2 separate regions of the Homo sapiens genome follow, and region 2 is linked to region 1. The links are chromatin contacts, found by Hi-C or POLR2A ChIA-PET in ENCODE. All regions are on one chromosome and are shown on one strand. Each heading gives the region's core, a stretch centred on a gene start or an enhancer-like site at or near the end of the contact. The rest is flanking DNA. Distances are from core to core; before and after follow the strand shown.

The links. Hi-C counts contacts between places; a loop is a spot of excess contacts on that map. ChIA-PET counts read pairs that join two places held with the same protein, here RNA polymerase II (POLR2A). Pooled maps may share reads with other maps.
Region 2: a pooled map shows a loop between it and region 1 (6-fold over the local background). The contact joins the promoter of HNRNPH2 here to the promoter of XKRX in region 1. A Hi-C loop is called at or near these places in 7 of 50 pooled maps. POLR2A ChIA-PET finds 5 or more read pairs at or near these places in 3 of 52 experiments (WTC11, activated CD8-positive, alpha-beta memory T cell and activated naive CD4-positive, alpha-beta T cell).

Annotation. Positions count from the first base shown.
Region 1 is chrX:100,924,285-100,932,148 of GRCh38, forward strand. It overlaps XKRX (XK related X-linked), which reads right to left and starts at 4,633. Exons shown (of 3, transcript NM_212559.3): 1 at 3,686-4,633. The coding sequence starts at 4,020. RefSeq lists enhancers at 2,837-4,036, 5,230-5,279.
Region 2 is chrX:101,404,273-101,412,136 of GRCh38, forward strand. It overlaps HNRNPH2 (heterogeneous nuclear ribonucleoprotein H2), which reads left to right and starts at 3,950. Exons shown (of 2, transcript NM_019597.5): 1 at 3,950-4,047; 2 at 7,664-7,864. The coding sequence starts at 7,717. RPL36A-HNRNPH2 (RPL36A-HNRNPH2 readthrough) reads left to right here. Exons shown (of 4, transcript NM_001199974.2): 4 at 7,664-7,864. The coding sequence ends at 7,720. GLA (galactosidase alpha) reads right to left here and starts at 3,653. Exons shown (of 7, transcript NM_000169.3): 1 at 3,438-3,653. The coding sequence starts at 3,631.

The DNA of each region.
Region 1 (7,864 bases), core at 3,383-5,882:
TCAAACCTGAATGAACTACATAACTAGGCCCTCGAAAGATCACTGTAATAGTTACTTTTTGTGCCTCTTGTCCTGTTTGTGGACAAAAGCCTTTTAAACTGGATTCTTTCTTTACGAAGAGAAAAACATCCTTATGAAAGCCTATCATCCTTGGAATAAGGGTAAGATGACATTTCCTGCTCTGCCCCTCCCACCTCCCCCATACAAATCAGAAGTCTTTAGCAGTTCTGATGTGGTAAGTGGAAGAGAAGCAACTAGAACATCTTGTTCTGGAACACCTGAGTTACCACTTCGCCACTCACCTTTAATGAATAAAAACTGTGGACTACTTATGACTAGTAAGAACATTTGTAGTGGACATTAACACGTCTTGCCCAAGAGACTGAGGTCAAGGGTTGTATTTATCTTGTTTACAGCTCTTATCACTTAGTAGGTATTTGAGAAATATTTGCTGAGTAAATGAAAGAATAAGAAGGAAGAAAATAATACAGGGTAAGCAATTATGGGAGGAGAGGATAATAATAACAGCAATGAAATTTAACAGAAAAGTAGACCAAAGACAAGCCCAGAGGTTGATATGCTCTCTAGCCTTTAGTTCCTGATAGGAAAATTTGGAACATATGCTGGCTGCCAGTCTCCATAGATCACCCTAAGACTGATGCATGTGTACCACTCTGAAGCATGTAGTTTGAAATTGTCACCTTCTAGGGACAAACTCTAAGACCTGGGAAAGAAAAAGATGCAAAGAAAGAACAGAGAAGAAAAAGCAACACTTTTTTCCTATTCTTGTTCTGCATAAGTGCATTTTCAATGAAAAATTTTAGATTTTAACCCCAACCCATCAGTACTATTGCTAAATTGGAGAACAGTATTGGAGAAGGTGGTGGCATGAAATGTTCCGTTTACATTTACATAAATGTTCTGTTTCTATTCTCAGGGCTATTTTCTGGTTTAAGTAAGGGTGTTTGTCCATTTATAAGCTTCAATAAATTAGAGTACATTTTCATTTCGGAAGTATGCTTGCATTTCATGTAAGGCACCCAGACTCTACAAGCACCTTCATGTGCCTGATAACACTAATCAAGTTCCTACCTATCTAACAAGTAATTGGCCTTGAAAATAAGCGAATCCAGAGTATAATTTATGAGTTTTTATCTTTTCTCTGCTGTGGGCTAAGCTGCCTGAGGTTATAAATGCTTCCCAATCATTTCTAGTGGAAGCTAAACAACAAAAATGAAAAACAGTACTCAACACTCTACACAGAGGGTTCACAAAGCAAACAAAGGAAGTCAAAAAGAGGGGAGGGTGCAGCTGGGTACTTTCTGAAATTTGTATCTTGAGAGTTTTCGATTGGTTAACTCAATATATTGTATTTGAAAAAGGAGGGATGAATGGTTTATTTGCTCCTGTAGTCACAACTTTAAATTTCTTGGTTTCAAGGTCAAGATGAGGTCTTCCTTTTACAGCTTAACTTCAAAGATTTAGAACCGTAAAGGACCTTTACATCACCCAGTCCAAAGATGCATATAGGCCAGCTGAGTTATATCTGACCAACAGATATGGTTTGGTCCATCCTGTGTTGTTGTTGTTATTGTTTTAGTCAGCTGTGAAAATTTAAAATCATGACATTTCATATAAAAATCCTGTCTTGGGAGCATCTCCCGAAAAGTTAGTGGATCTGGCAATACTGGGTCTGAATTCCAACATGGAAACAATGCGCCAGGGCTCTAGAGGGGCTACCTCCTTCAGGCAGGTCATGAAGATTTCAGATTACCATGGTACTCACTACTCCTCAGTATTTCTCTGAGACTTTGTTTTCATTTATCATCTCACACAAGGCTACTGTTTTTTCTTATACTAGGCCTGCTTCATTCATTTATGATACCTGCCTGGTCCCTGCAAGTGTTTGAGTTTGAGACCCATGATTTAGACTAACCCATTTGCTTTACAGATGAGGGAACTCTATATGCCTTCCTGTGAAGCCATCTTCAGAGATTTTACCAAGAACACACAACCAGTCAATGACAGGGGGAAGACTAGACTCCAAATTTCAGGCCACTGTTTCCATTGATATCCCATATTCTCTCTGATAGAGCCTAATCGATTCCTCCCCACTTAAAAATTTATTGATAAAAAATTTTTTTGGCCTTATTGAGGTATAAGTGACAAATAAAAATTATACATGTGTACAGATATGAAATTTTATAAAGGAGTGAGTTCCATCCTTAATTAGTTTCACAGACTTTTTAGTTGTCTAATGATGAGGTATCTTCCCATTGCAACACTCTGACCCATATTCCTCGGCTGACTGCAGTTGTCTGCCTCTCTTGCAATCAAGACAAACTTGGTCCATTCCTTACTCCTGAACTCATAAGTTTTGCAACATCTCTCTACCTTGAAAACCCCATAGCATCCAGATGAGACTGTTGACACAGGTGCCTATCTCGCTAGGATTAAGTGCATTCTTTCCACTTCAAGGCAATCTGAATGGAAATACTTGATACTATTAAATTGTGCTACTGCATCCACATAGAGAGATGAACTGCCTTCCTTTGCCCCCTCCCAACTTCGTATCTTTATTGCAGAAATATACAAAGAGATAAATAGGAAACTGATAAACCGACAGAGAACTGAACTATATTGGGTTGGGGTACAGATTACCACAGATGGTTTAAAATAGTTTCCAGATGTCACATTACTCTGGAAAATTTGAAAATGGCAGTAGCACCAGCCCAAGCAGCTCAGGGTAAAGAAACTTTTATCCAATTTACAAAGCATCCAAAAGGTAGAGTCAAAATTACACACTCAGACCAGGCGCGGTGGCTCACTTTGGGAGGCTGAGGCAGGAAGATCACTTGAGCCCAGTCTACATAACGAGATCCCGTCTCTACAAAAAAAATTTTTTTTTTTTTGAGATGGAGTCTCACTCTATCGCCCAGGCTGGAGTGCAGTGGCACCGATCTTGGCTCACTGCAACCTCTACCTTCCGGGTTCAAGTGATTCTCCTGCCTCAGCCACCAGAGTAGCTGGGATTACAGATATGCGCCACCACACCCAGCTGATTTTTAGTAGAGACAGGGGTTTCACCATGTTGGCCAGCTGGTCTTGAACTCCTGACCTCAGGTGATCCACCCGCCTCAGCCTCCCAAAGTGCTGGGATTACAGGCATGAGCCACCACACCCGGCCTATAAAAATTTTTTTTTAATTAACCAGGCATGGTGACACATTCCTTTGGTCCCAGCTACTTGGAGGCTGAGGTGGGAGGTTCGCTTGATCCCAGGAGATCAAGGCTGCAGTGAGCCATGATCGCACCACTGCACTGTAGCCTGGGAGGCAGAGCAAGACCTTGTCTCAGAAAAAAAAAATTTTTTAAATAAAATTACACACTCTGCAGCTATGGCCTTCATGCACAGGGTGATCACGTCTTGTTGTTCCCATTCTAGTTTACACAGGCCAAATAGCATCGTTCATTGTTTTGGAACACAAGTACATACCACATGTTCATCATGGTGGCATTTAAGATTTCAGGTAAGTTTTCTGAATGGTAGACAGGGAAGCCGAGAGTGGGAGGAAATGAGAGAATTGATTAGAGCCATAGTATCCATCTTGTAAATCTTTCATCTTTCTCTGCCCAAGTCTGGGGTGGGGTTAGGGGGGTAAGGAAAAGATTTAAAAGTTGCTCACCTGATAACAGGTCCCAAGAGGATTAGATGCATAAATAATGATAGCGGTTTATCTTTGGCTAGATCTCTGTGGACAAAAATGAGGGTCAACTGGACCATAATGGATGAAAACATAAAGAAAGAAAAGGTGTATGTCATCCAGTAAGTTTCACTATTCTTTCGATAGATTCTAACCATGTACAAAGCAGATGCAGCCTCCCCACAGTACAAAAAGGTGGAGAAAAGGATGCTAAATGGAAAAGTAAATCGGGGGTTGGCTCCACGGATGACATCTTCCTCCAGAGATGAAACCGGATCCACATTTGGCTCCTCAGGAATTTCATAAACTCTGTCCATTGTCGAGGTTCTTTCTGAATGTTGTGGTCTTGTGTTCATAGCACCCTCCCACCCATCCCCAAGAGAACCCTATGGCCGCTACAGTCCAAGTATAGGTGAGGAGAGCTCTGTCAAGTCCAGTTTGGGAACAGAGATTCACTAGTTAGAGCAAGAAACCGCTCTCTTCTAGACTCAGATTCGACTTGGAGTCTGGGATGGAAAGCCCAGGAGTACCACTTTGAACTTGACTCTTGATTGGCCCCGATTCCAATCGTCAACATACTTGCTGTGAAACTTGAACAAGACAAAAGCAAGCATCCCAGCGCCCCATCCAGAGTCCAACTCCAGGGACGTGAAGAGTCATGAGAACAGCGGCTTCCGTGGCGGCTCCTTTCGCAGCCCCTCAGGCAGGGTGTAGCCGATCTGTCGGGGGCACCGACACTCAGCAGCTCCTCACAAAGAGTCCTGACCAGTGTGTCCTCTCAAGTCAGCGGAGAGCTGAGCCAGGGCAGAAGAGCGGGCGCAGAAGAAGGAGGGCAGAAGAGGGGATTCAGTTCAGTGCCTAGGTATCCTAGCTATTGCTAGGCTGTAGCTATCAGCTGGCCCGCTCACCTGCGCGCTCTCAGGACCTTTGCCGAGTCCAGGGTTCTCAGGATAGCTCCTCGGATTCCCCCAAGCCCCGCCCCCAAGACCGCCTGGCCCGGGAGTGGAGTATTGTCACCACCCTGTCTCCGAATGCAGTGTTGAGGGACAGAAGCAGAGCGCGCTCGCTCTACAGGATGAAGAAAAGGCTGGAGGGGCTGCTTCTCCTCGGAGAAACTTTGCTAGTGAGAGGCACGATGTGCGGGGCGCCAACCTGGCTGGACGGAGGTCGCCAAACTCTTGGACGCCGTCTGCTGCCAGGGTCCTGCCTGGTCTGCGATTCCAGCTGCGAGAGGTCGGCAGCTTCAAAAACTAAGGCACCGGGACGGCGGGGGCGGGCGAGATGGGCGGGACGGCTGCGGCCAAACAAAACCAGCCGGAGAGTTCCCGGGCAGGCGGCCAGCCGAGGGATGCTCGTTGTGGAGTGGCGGGACAAAAAGGGGCTTGGGCCGCTCTTCAGAAGCACTTCTGACCACCACCTCCAGACCCAGGCAGGAGCCACAGCTTTACTCCTCCCTAGGAGCAGCAGGCCCCCACTTCTACCCCGCCCTCCCTAACTAGTTAAGTGACTTGCTTCAACACTCACTCTACCCACGCTGTTAGGCAGGTGTGTCTCCCTCCGCCGCAGGGTGGAACCTCCCTAGGTCCTATTGCCCTCCAGATAATATCATGAAGGGGGAACCTGGGAGGAATAGGGTCAGAGTTTTCGGCGGAGGGAAGATAGAACAGGATAAAGGTCAAGACTCAAGGTCAGCCCACAGACACTGAAAGCTCATATTTTATGCCTTGATTTCTCCACTTGCAAAATGAGGCCAGGATAGGAGCTTTAGAATGAACTTACAGGTCTTTGGTTGAAAGGTTATGAAGAGGTGCCAAATTCTAAACAGACTGGCAAAGAGCCAAGAGAGAGCTGTTAGTAAAAACTGAGAGGGGTGTCTTAAAGAGCTTTGAAAATTACCTGTATTCTTAAGTGTAATCCTCCCCACCTCACTGAGCTTTTGTTTTCATATCTTCATTTGCATAATTCTAAACCTCAGAGAAAAAGAGAACACATCTGCCTCCTGGTAATAATATAGATGAAGGCCAGGCACAGTGGTTCACGCCTGTAATCCCAGCACTTTGGGAGGCTGAGGCAGGCAGATCACTTGAGGTCAGGAGTTCGAAACCAGCCTGGCCAACGTGGTGAAACCCCATCTCTACTAAAAATACAAAAATCAGCTGGTCGTGGTGGTGCGTGACTGTAATCCCAGCTACTCAGGAGGCTGAGGCAGGAGAAAAACTTGAACCCGGACGGCAGAGGTTGCAGTGAGCTGAGATCACGCCACTGCACTCCAGCCTGGGCAACAGAGCAAGATTACGTCTTAATAATAATAATAATAATAATAATAATAATAATAATAATGATGATTATGTAGCAGAGCCTGTGCCAATCTCCTTTTGCTGCAGGAAGTCAGTAAAACAAATCTATGTGAGGAGTGGCCAAGTAGCAGCCACCAAAATAATGGCCTCCAGGTTGTCCTGTCATTATGTTGTTTTTTGTTTTTTTAAGGTTTCCATGATTGCTGCCTCCTTTCCCCAGGGCTGATTCAGGGACAGATTCAACATCTAAAGGTTGTCACCTTCTGAAGCAGACTCCGCATCTTGGTCTGCACCTATGCTAGCAGCTGGGCTAGGAGGCTGCTCCTTTCTCCTTTCCATTTCATGAAGGAGGTCAACACTATTGAGAACAACTTCAGAGAGTGTTCTTTTTCTTATTAGTTGGGACATTCCAACTGGGACAAGGTTCTCCACCACCAGTATATGGTGCAGAACCTCTTGGGGCTGCTCTAGGTAACTGTTCACAAGGTGAATCTCAGGCAAGGTGACCAATTAATCCCATTTCACTGGGATAGGGTGAGTTGGTCCCCCTAAACATGAGAGAGTCAGCCGGGCGCGGTAGCTCATGCCTGTAATCCCAGCATTTCGGGAGGCCAAGGTGGGTGAATGGCCTGAGATCAGGAGTTTGAGACCAGCCTGACCAACATGGTGAAATCCTGTCTCTACTAAAAATTCAAAAATTAGCTGGGCGTGGTGGTGGGCACCTGTAATCCCAGCTACTCGGGAGGCTGAGGCAGGACAACCCCTTGAACCCAGGAGGCAGAAGTTGCAGTGAGCCAAGATAGCACCATTGCACTCCAGCCTGGGTGACAAGAGTGAAACTCCATCTCAAAAAAATAAAAATTAAAAATAAAAAAAAAAAAAAACATGGGAGAGTAAAGCTAAGAAGAAGAATGTAGAATCCCAACGTTTACCTTTTAGCCTTTCCTCCTTCTTCTCCATGGCCTTGTCTCTCCCCAAATACAAAAATTTACAATGCCTTCCTACTTTGTTCCAAAATGACTCCTTCTGTCTGTCATTCAAGGCTCTATATAATCATCACACTACTTCCCTCTCAGATTTTATTGCCCACACTACTCCTTCCACAAGGCCAGCCAGTTTTCTCACTTCTCCTATTTGCGTTGCTCACTCCCACCTCTGCCTTGTTGATGCGATTTACAACCCCCTTCACCCTTTTCTCCATTAGTCCAAACCATAACTTTCTTTCAAGGGTCAGCCGAAGTGCTCCCACCTCCAAGAAGCCTTCTGTCACCTCCCCAACCCTCATTTTTCTCTCTTCATGCTACTGGCACATGCTCTCTCATACTAGTCCTTCAACTATTTCTGTGTTTGTCCTGCCTCCCCCCAAAAATGTAAAGTTAGTGAGGGAAGGATGCTCAATGACTGTTTATTGTGGCACTTGTTGATGACAATGGTGATTGACAAATGGTGATGATGATGACGCTTCCTCCCCCATACTTCCTCCTTGAAACCATGCAAGACTCAGACACACTCATCTCTAAAAGCTGTGGCCACTGTAGCTGGGGCATAAACTCCTCTGGCTGAATGAGCACTGTCTCATTCAGCCATCAGCTCACAGAGGTTCCCAGACCACATGATCTGTCCCTTCTCAAGGATTTCTATAGCATTCTTTTGTTTATACCAGAGTGTAGCACCAAAATTATTTCAAGTATATTAATTTTTATTCCCCAACTAAATTATCACGGGCTCCTTGAGGGCAGAGCCCTTATTACTGTACTTTTGTTGGACTCCCCCATGACTGGTATAGACCTGTAAAGTTCCTGTCATCTGATCACCCTCACCCACCAACTTCTCTATTTTCAGCCCTAGGATTCTCTGGCGCTTT
Region 2 (7,864 bases), core at 2,700-5,199, 480 kb after region 1:
CTACAAAGTTAACATAATCAACAGATATCAACAATAATCCTATTTGGAGAAAAAGATCCCATTCACAAGAACAACTGAACAACCTAAAATGCCTAGAGATAAATTTAAGATACGTGCAAGGCCCATATGTTAAAACTATGATGCTCCTAAATGATTTGAATAAATGGAGAAATATTATTTTGCTCTTGGATAAGCATACTCAATATTAAAAATAAGTTAATTTTCCCTGCAATCCTTTGTATATTTAACAAAATCCTTAACAAAGCCCAAGAGTACTTAGGTTTCCTTTTTATCTTTTTTTTTTTTTTTTTTTTTGAGATGGAGTCTCCCTCTGTCACCCAGGCTGGAGTGCAGTGGCGCCATCTTGGCTCACTGCAACCTCTGCCTCCCCGGTTCAAGCGATTCTTCTACCTCAGCCTCCCGAGTAGCTGAGATTACAGGCATGTGCCATCGCATCCGGCTAATTTTTGTATCTTTAGTAGAGACAGGGTTTTGCATTTTGGCTAGGCTAGTCTTGAACTCCTGGCCTCAAGTGATCCACCTGCCTCAGACTCCCAAAATGCTGGGATTACAGGCGTGGGCCACCTGCCCAGCTTCCAAAAGGGCTTTTTAAGGAACTTGGCACAACATTACAAAAAGTTCACCTAAAAGATTACATACATGTACATTCATTAAAAGATGAAGGCTGGGCGTGGTGGCTCACGCCTGTAATAACAGCATTTTGGGAGGCCGAGGCAGGCAGATCACCTGAGGCTGGGAGTTTGAGACCAGCCTGACCAACATGGAGAAACCCCATCTCTACTAAAAATACAAAATAGCTAGGCGTGGTGGCGCATGCCTGTAATTCCAGCTACTCGCGAGGATGAGGCAGGAGAATTGCTTGAACCTGGGAGGCGGAGGTTGCGGTGAACCGAGATCGTGACATTGTACTCCAGCCTGGGCAACAAGAGCGAAACTCCAGCTCAAAAAAAAAAAAAAAAAGAAAAAAAAGATAAAGGAAGCTAGTGTGGAACTATTAGCATTAGAATAAGAATACACAGATTAATGGAATTAAACAAAGTTTCGAAAGAGGTCCTTCCAGCCATCTGATACCATGGGACTTATTATTTATTAAATGTGGCATTTCTGATAGAAGAACAAAGTTCAGATGGACTAAAGATTTAAATATTTTAAAAATCCACAAAAATACTAGTAAGAAACGTATATACTGTATTATCTTCAGGTAGGAAAGGACTTTCTCAGCATGACCCCAAAGTCAGAAATCAGAAAGGAAAAACTGATGTGTTTGATTACATAAATATCAAAACCAACACATAGGAAGAACCACTGTATTTGCAAGGTATGATAGACTAAAAAAGAAAAAAGAGGCCGGGTGCGGTGGCTCACACCTGTAATCCCAGCACTCTGGGAGGCCAAGGCGGGCAGATCACTTGAGGCCAGGAGTTCGAGACCAGCTTGGGCAACATGGTGAAACCCGTCTCTACTGAAAATACAAAAATTAGCTGGCCGTGGTGGTGTGCCTGTAATCCCAGCTACTCAGGAGACTACGACAGGAGAACTGCTTAAACCCGGGAGGTGGAGTTTGCACTGAGCAGAGATCGCGCCACTGCACTCCAACCTGGGTGACAGAGTGAGACCCCCTCTCAAAAAAAAAAGTAAGGCTGGGCACGGTGGCTCACACCAGCACTTTGGGAGGCTGAGGCGGGCGAATCACGAGGTCAGGAGATTGAGACCACCCTGGCTAACATGGTGAAACCCCGTCTGTACTAAAAAAAAAAAAAAAAAAAAAAAGAGCCAGGCGTGGTGGCAGGCGCCTGTAGTCCCAGCTACTCGGGAGGCTGAGGCAGAAGAATGGCGTGAACCCAGGAGGCGGAGCTTGCAGTGAGCCGAGATCGTGCCACTGCACTCCAGCCTGGGCGACAGAGCGAGACCCCGTCTCAAAAAAAAAAAAAAAAAAAAAGTGTAATTTACCCAATGTCACAGGGCTAAGTAACAATGAGGCAGAATTTGAGCCCAGACTGGGTGCCAGGGTCTTGCCATTAGCCAAACATGACATAAACATGATCCATTTTTTATGGAAAATAATGAAATAAAGAAATCTATGTTTTCATTTATATAGAAAACAATTGTAAGGTTGTATATTAACATTTAAACCATGATTATTTCTGGGTGGTGGAACGGTGGGGGGAAATCTTTATTTTCATTTTGCTCTTCTTTATCTACATTTTTTGCAATGATCATGCATTAGTTTTATAATCAGATGCAAATACCAATAAAAAAAAATCCGTGATGGGCAAAATTGCCACACATACTGTACCACAGGGTCACATGAAACTTACAAGGCCAATTTCTTCTGTGATGTCTGACCAACATCCTGACTTTATCTATAAAGATATTCATAGGAATAACTTATGGACACAGAAATGTACTGTGACTGCCACCTTTTACCAACATCTATCAGTGATTCCTAACCTTTTTTAAATCACAGAGCCCTTTGAGAATTTGAAGAAAGGTAAATATCCTCTCTCCAGAAAAATACACATATTCATTCAGATTTGTAGATTTACATTCATTTTCCCATTGAACATTTGCTCTGTAAGCGCAGTTGAATGGTCAAGCGCTGTGCTATGTACTTTAAATAGGTTATCTCCTTGAAAACTCACCTGTGTGAGATAAGAACTATTTTTCAGATTTTTTTTGTCAGCTCCCTGAAATTAAAAGGTTGTAATCCCAATTTACAGATAAGGATTGTGAGGGTCAGATATGTTCAATACCTATCTAATCCAGCCTCAACCCTCACGCAAAGGTGTAAATGTATAAAGTTCCTCCATGTCAACCTTCCAGCCTGATGCCACGCTCATGGGCGAGGTGGGAGAGATCTCAGCGACCTTATGGTCTCTCTAACTCCCTCGAGATACTGCCGAGAAATCCACGACCCCAAAAGGAGAAAAAATGGCACGAATCTTAGTTCCCCATTCCTCCTACCCACCCTAGATGTTCTAACGGTTAGCACCCGGCAGAGGAAGAGCAGAAGTTCACAAGAAGGGTCTGAATAGAACCGGGCAGGGCTACTTTGGGCACACTGCCTATGGGGTGGCCCTGCTCTGCAAGGAGCAGTGAAAAAAGAGAACCGGGCAGGGAGAGAGAGAAAGAGAGAGGAAAGAAGAGAAAGAGAAAGAGAAGGAGAACGAGAGAGAGAGAGAGAGAGAAAGAAACAGGGGCCGCTGGCCGGACTCCCATCCCAGGAAAGGTCACACAGAGAAAGTTTAGGGCTAGTCCTGATTCGGGACAGTTTGCTGGGGATAAAAAAGCAGCAGCAGAGTCGGGTGGGGGAGCTCTCCCTCGGGCTCAACTGTTCCCGTTGAGACTCTCCAGTTCCCCAAACACACCCAAACACATGGAAAAGCAAAGGGAAGGGAGTACCCAATATCTGATACCTGATGCAGGAATCTGGCTCTTCCTGGCAGTCAAGGTTGCACATGAAGCGCTCCCAGTGCAGCCAGCCCATGGTAGGCGTCCTTGCCAATCCATTGTCCAGTGCTCTAGCCCCAGGGATGTCCCAGGAAACGAGGGCCAGGAAGCGAAGCGCAAGCGCGCAGCCCAGATGTAGTTCTGGGTTCCTCAGCTGCATTGTCACGGTGACCGGACAGCATAAATTTCCGCGGGTAACCTGGGCTTTTAAGATTAACCTCAGGGGCGGACCAATCACCGATGACTTATTAAATAATGACGTTATTGTTTCTCTGGCAACTGGGACGGTTATCCCCAGAGGTAGACCAATAATCAGTCACGTAAGACGTTCCGCTAACCAATCACCCTCTTCCTTTCTTGATATTGACCCGCCCTATTTCCATACCAGAAGGAAGTGCGGCACCTTAGTGATCCCGAGTTTAAGCCGAGAGTTGCTCACGTGACCGAGATCTCACATGACGTAGGCGCTCACGTGATTACTCGCTTACGTGAGCAGAAGTAGTTCTGGTCGTCGTCTACCGTCTCGCTATAGCCGTTTGAGGGAAGAAGGAGGAAAATTACCCGGTATCGTTAGAGGTTGGTGTGTGGGTGGGAACTGGGGACCCAGGGGTGGTGATGATGAAGACCAGAGCGGGGTTCGGGGGCCGCCTCCGCCTCTTTCGTTCTCTGCTTTCCCCTCCCCCCTCGCGCTCTCTCCCTCCTCCCCCCCATCTCAGTGCCGGGAAGCCGCCTGTGCTGCGCCTGGTGGGGAAATGGTGGACGCTCATGACTGTGTATGTGTTTTTGTATATCTGTCTGTCTGGGCCGGTCTCGGGGGACCCCTAAGGGTGACCGTAAGGCGAAAAACGTTTGAAAACCACGGCCCTGAGTTAAGAAAAACAGATACTGAAAATAGTGGTCTGAGTGCTGGTCTATCCATTCAGGCACTCAGTCTCCACTGCCTGATTGTCTGTAAGGGGAGGCCCCAAGTGAATTTTATCTGTAGAGTCACATCTAGGCAAATGCGTGCTTGACAAAGGCGCCCAATAAATTACTTTACTGAATAGAGTATTTGAATAATGTTTATTTTTCTGCTGATAACAACAATCTACATATTCAATTTCGAACATTTGAAAAATAACAATATAGTATAAAATTTAAAAATACACATAATTCACCACCCGGAGACGACTGCTCAACCTGATGTCGTTACAGTTTTTTAAAAAATGTGTATAACACACATATAAATACACAAATTCTTAACTCACAAAGAGTCCTGGTTCCCACTTTAGCCAGCAGTCCTGATGGCCTTCCCAGGAGACGCAGTAATGAAGTAGAACCTCTCTGCCCCTACAGAAGGGCTCTTAAGGAATAGAGCGGTGCAGGGAATTAAATGGGACGGGTTATCCCAGGGATAAGGCAAGCAAAAAAAAAAAAAAAAATCCTGCAAAATGAAATAAAAAAACAGCTTGTAAATCTGTCACTGAGACCTTAGGATGGTTAATAGGAAAACTGTTATCACTGCAGATGCAGTGTGCTAGGCACATAATCGGCAATCAGTAAATGTTTGTTAAATCGTTTCCTCAGTGTAGTTTTATGGCCGTTATTACACTTTGTACTTTGTTTCCAAGAGGCCCAGTGCTCCCAGACCATTTCAGATAAACCATCCACATACAAAATTAGAAAATTTTATAAAATTTCCTATACCAAATCCCAGAAATGCAAACATTTTAATTTGTTTTATGTTACTTTTTTTGCTGAAGTAAAAGTAATTATTTCTGTAGAAATTTAAGGCTGCATAAAAAAATTGGAAAAATAACATGGAAAATCCATAAACCTCCCACTCAGAGTAACCACTAATATGTTCTTTCTAACTTAAAAAGAAAAAATCCCAGTACAGCAAATGTAAAGAATTAAAACTGTATAGAAGTATATAGGGTAAAAAGCGAAAAGCCCACTTCACCCCCCCACCCTTCAGTTCTCTCAAAAACAAGTTTGCTTCCAGATCTTTTATTTATTTACATACGTATATACATGCATGCCAATCTTTTACTATAAGTAGGATCATACTATGTATATTCTTTTATTTAATGTATTTTGGAGATCTTTCTGGGTCAAGGCAGATAGATTTTTTTTAAATGGCTGCATTGCATTCCAGTTTAAGGATAAAGTATAATTCATTCAGCCATTCCTCTAATGATGGCTATTTAGGTTTCCAATTTTCTGCCATTACTAACAGTGCTGCAAGGAACATTTGTAAGTATTTCTGTTGACTAGATTCCTGGAAGGATTCTAGCAGTGTCAAAGGGTATGGGAACATGTATTTTGTACACAGTTGATATTGTAAAGCAGTTGTGCTCTTGGGTCACTTACAATTATAGCATAAGTAATTTCTCATGTTATTAAATATTTTTGTAACTTTTAAAATTAAATGCATAATATTCGTTTTCTTAATAAAGTACTTTTCAAAGAATATATAGCTCCATAAATCTGTCTGAATTTCAGATCATCTCCTTAGGGCACATAACTGAAATGTATTTGCTGTCAAAAGGCGTGATACATATTATCAAATTGCTTTCAGGATATAGTGGGGTTTATCAAAAAGGAAATAGTTTATATCAATTATCACTCTTCTGGTAGTGTATTAGTTTGTGAACTGCATAGCACTGATTTACTGTTGCTGTTTAATTTCCATTATCTTGATGGGTGAAAAATAACGATTAGTTCTGATTTTAACTTGCTGGAAGATTGATTAAATTTGAACATTTCCCAGATTCCTCTCCTGTATCCTCCTATACCTGTATTCTCTCATACTTAATCTGTTATCAAGTCCCGCAGATTCCACTTTTTTTGGTATGTGTAGATACATCTTTTCTCCATTTTACTCCTGTTGCCTTAGGCGATTCCTTTAACATATATTTATGAGACAAGTTCTAACTAATCTCCCTAGTTCCACGTCGACCCCCTTCTGTTTGAGTGCCACGCTGTTGCCAGGGTGATCTGTCTGAAAGAGTTTTGGTGAAGTCACCCTACATACTCCCCGGTTTAAAAGTCTTAAAAGGCGCTTAGTGTTTGTATATCAAAGTCTTTGGGATCTGATCTATGCCTTGCCAGTCTTTTCACTTGCTTTTCCCTCTCCTATTTGTGCTTCATCATAATTAAGAAAAAAAAATGTTTATGGATCCCTGGGCAGATTAGTCTGTTTCATTTAACCATTTGGCCTCCAACCAATAGAACTGATCAACTAGTCCCTCTTTGATACTATGCTTACACTCCACTCAGAGGGTCATGGCAAGTATAATGTATATTTGCATTTACATCTTTAATAATGACATTCGGTGCTCCTGTAGGACCATAAGCCCATTCTGGGCTTATTGATTCTTGTATGCCAGAGCCGAATATTGGACATGGCAACTAAAAAATGTTTCTAAAATGAATGTGTGAATTCCCAATAATGTCTTTTTTTCATTTATCTCTGGAGCCCAAATATTTCCCTGATTTTATTGATTTGCATACATTTTTATATAATGAAGATATTATATAAAGAACTTACATAACCTGTGTTTTGTTTGTGTTTTAATTGTTGTTTAATCTTTTGATCTAGTGAAGTTTTTTATGTTTATATATTCAGATATAGCCATCTTTTATTTGTTGACATCTCCCACTGATTTGTTGCTGTTAATTTTTTTTTTTTTTTTTTTTTTTTTTTTGAGACGGAGTTTTGCTCTGGTCGCTGAGGCTGGAGTGCAGTGGCGTGATCTTGGCTCACCTCCACCTCCTGGGTACATAAAAGCGATTTTCCTGCCTCAGCCTCCCGAGTAGCTGGGATTACAGGCACCTGCCACCACGCCCAGCCAATTTTTTGTATTTTTAGTAGAGACGGGGTTTCACCATGTTGACCAGGCTGGTCTCGAACTGCTGACCTCAGGTGATACACCCACCTCAGCCTCCCAAAGTGCTGGGATTACAGGCGTGAGCCACCGCACCCGGCCGATTGCTGTTAATTTTTAATGGTATCTAACACGTAATAGGCATTGAATAAATAACTGCTAAAAAATGAATGAGTTAAAAATTTGGTGAACTCTCTGTTTATACAGACGTCTTACAGAAAAGCTGTCAGCATAATTGAATTTTCTATTAATAGTTTGCTTTTTTCTCTTACTATATCACGAGCATTTTTCCATGACAGTAGTCTTCTTTTTTTTTTTTTCAGCTACACCAAAATTGCATTGAGCCAAACTTGCCACCAAGAGCCCAACAATCACCATGATGCTGAGCACGGAAGGCAGGGAGGGGTTCGTGGTGAAGGTCAGGGGCCTACCCTGGTCCTGCTCAGCCGATGAAGTGATGCGCTTCTTCTCTGATTGCAAGATCCAAAATGGCACATCAGGTATTCGTTTCATCTACACCAGAG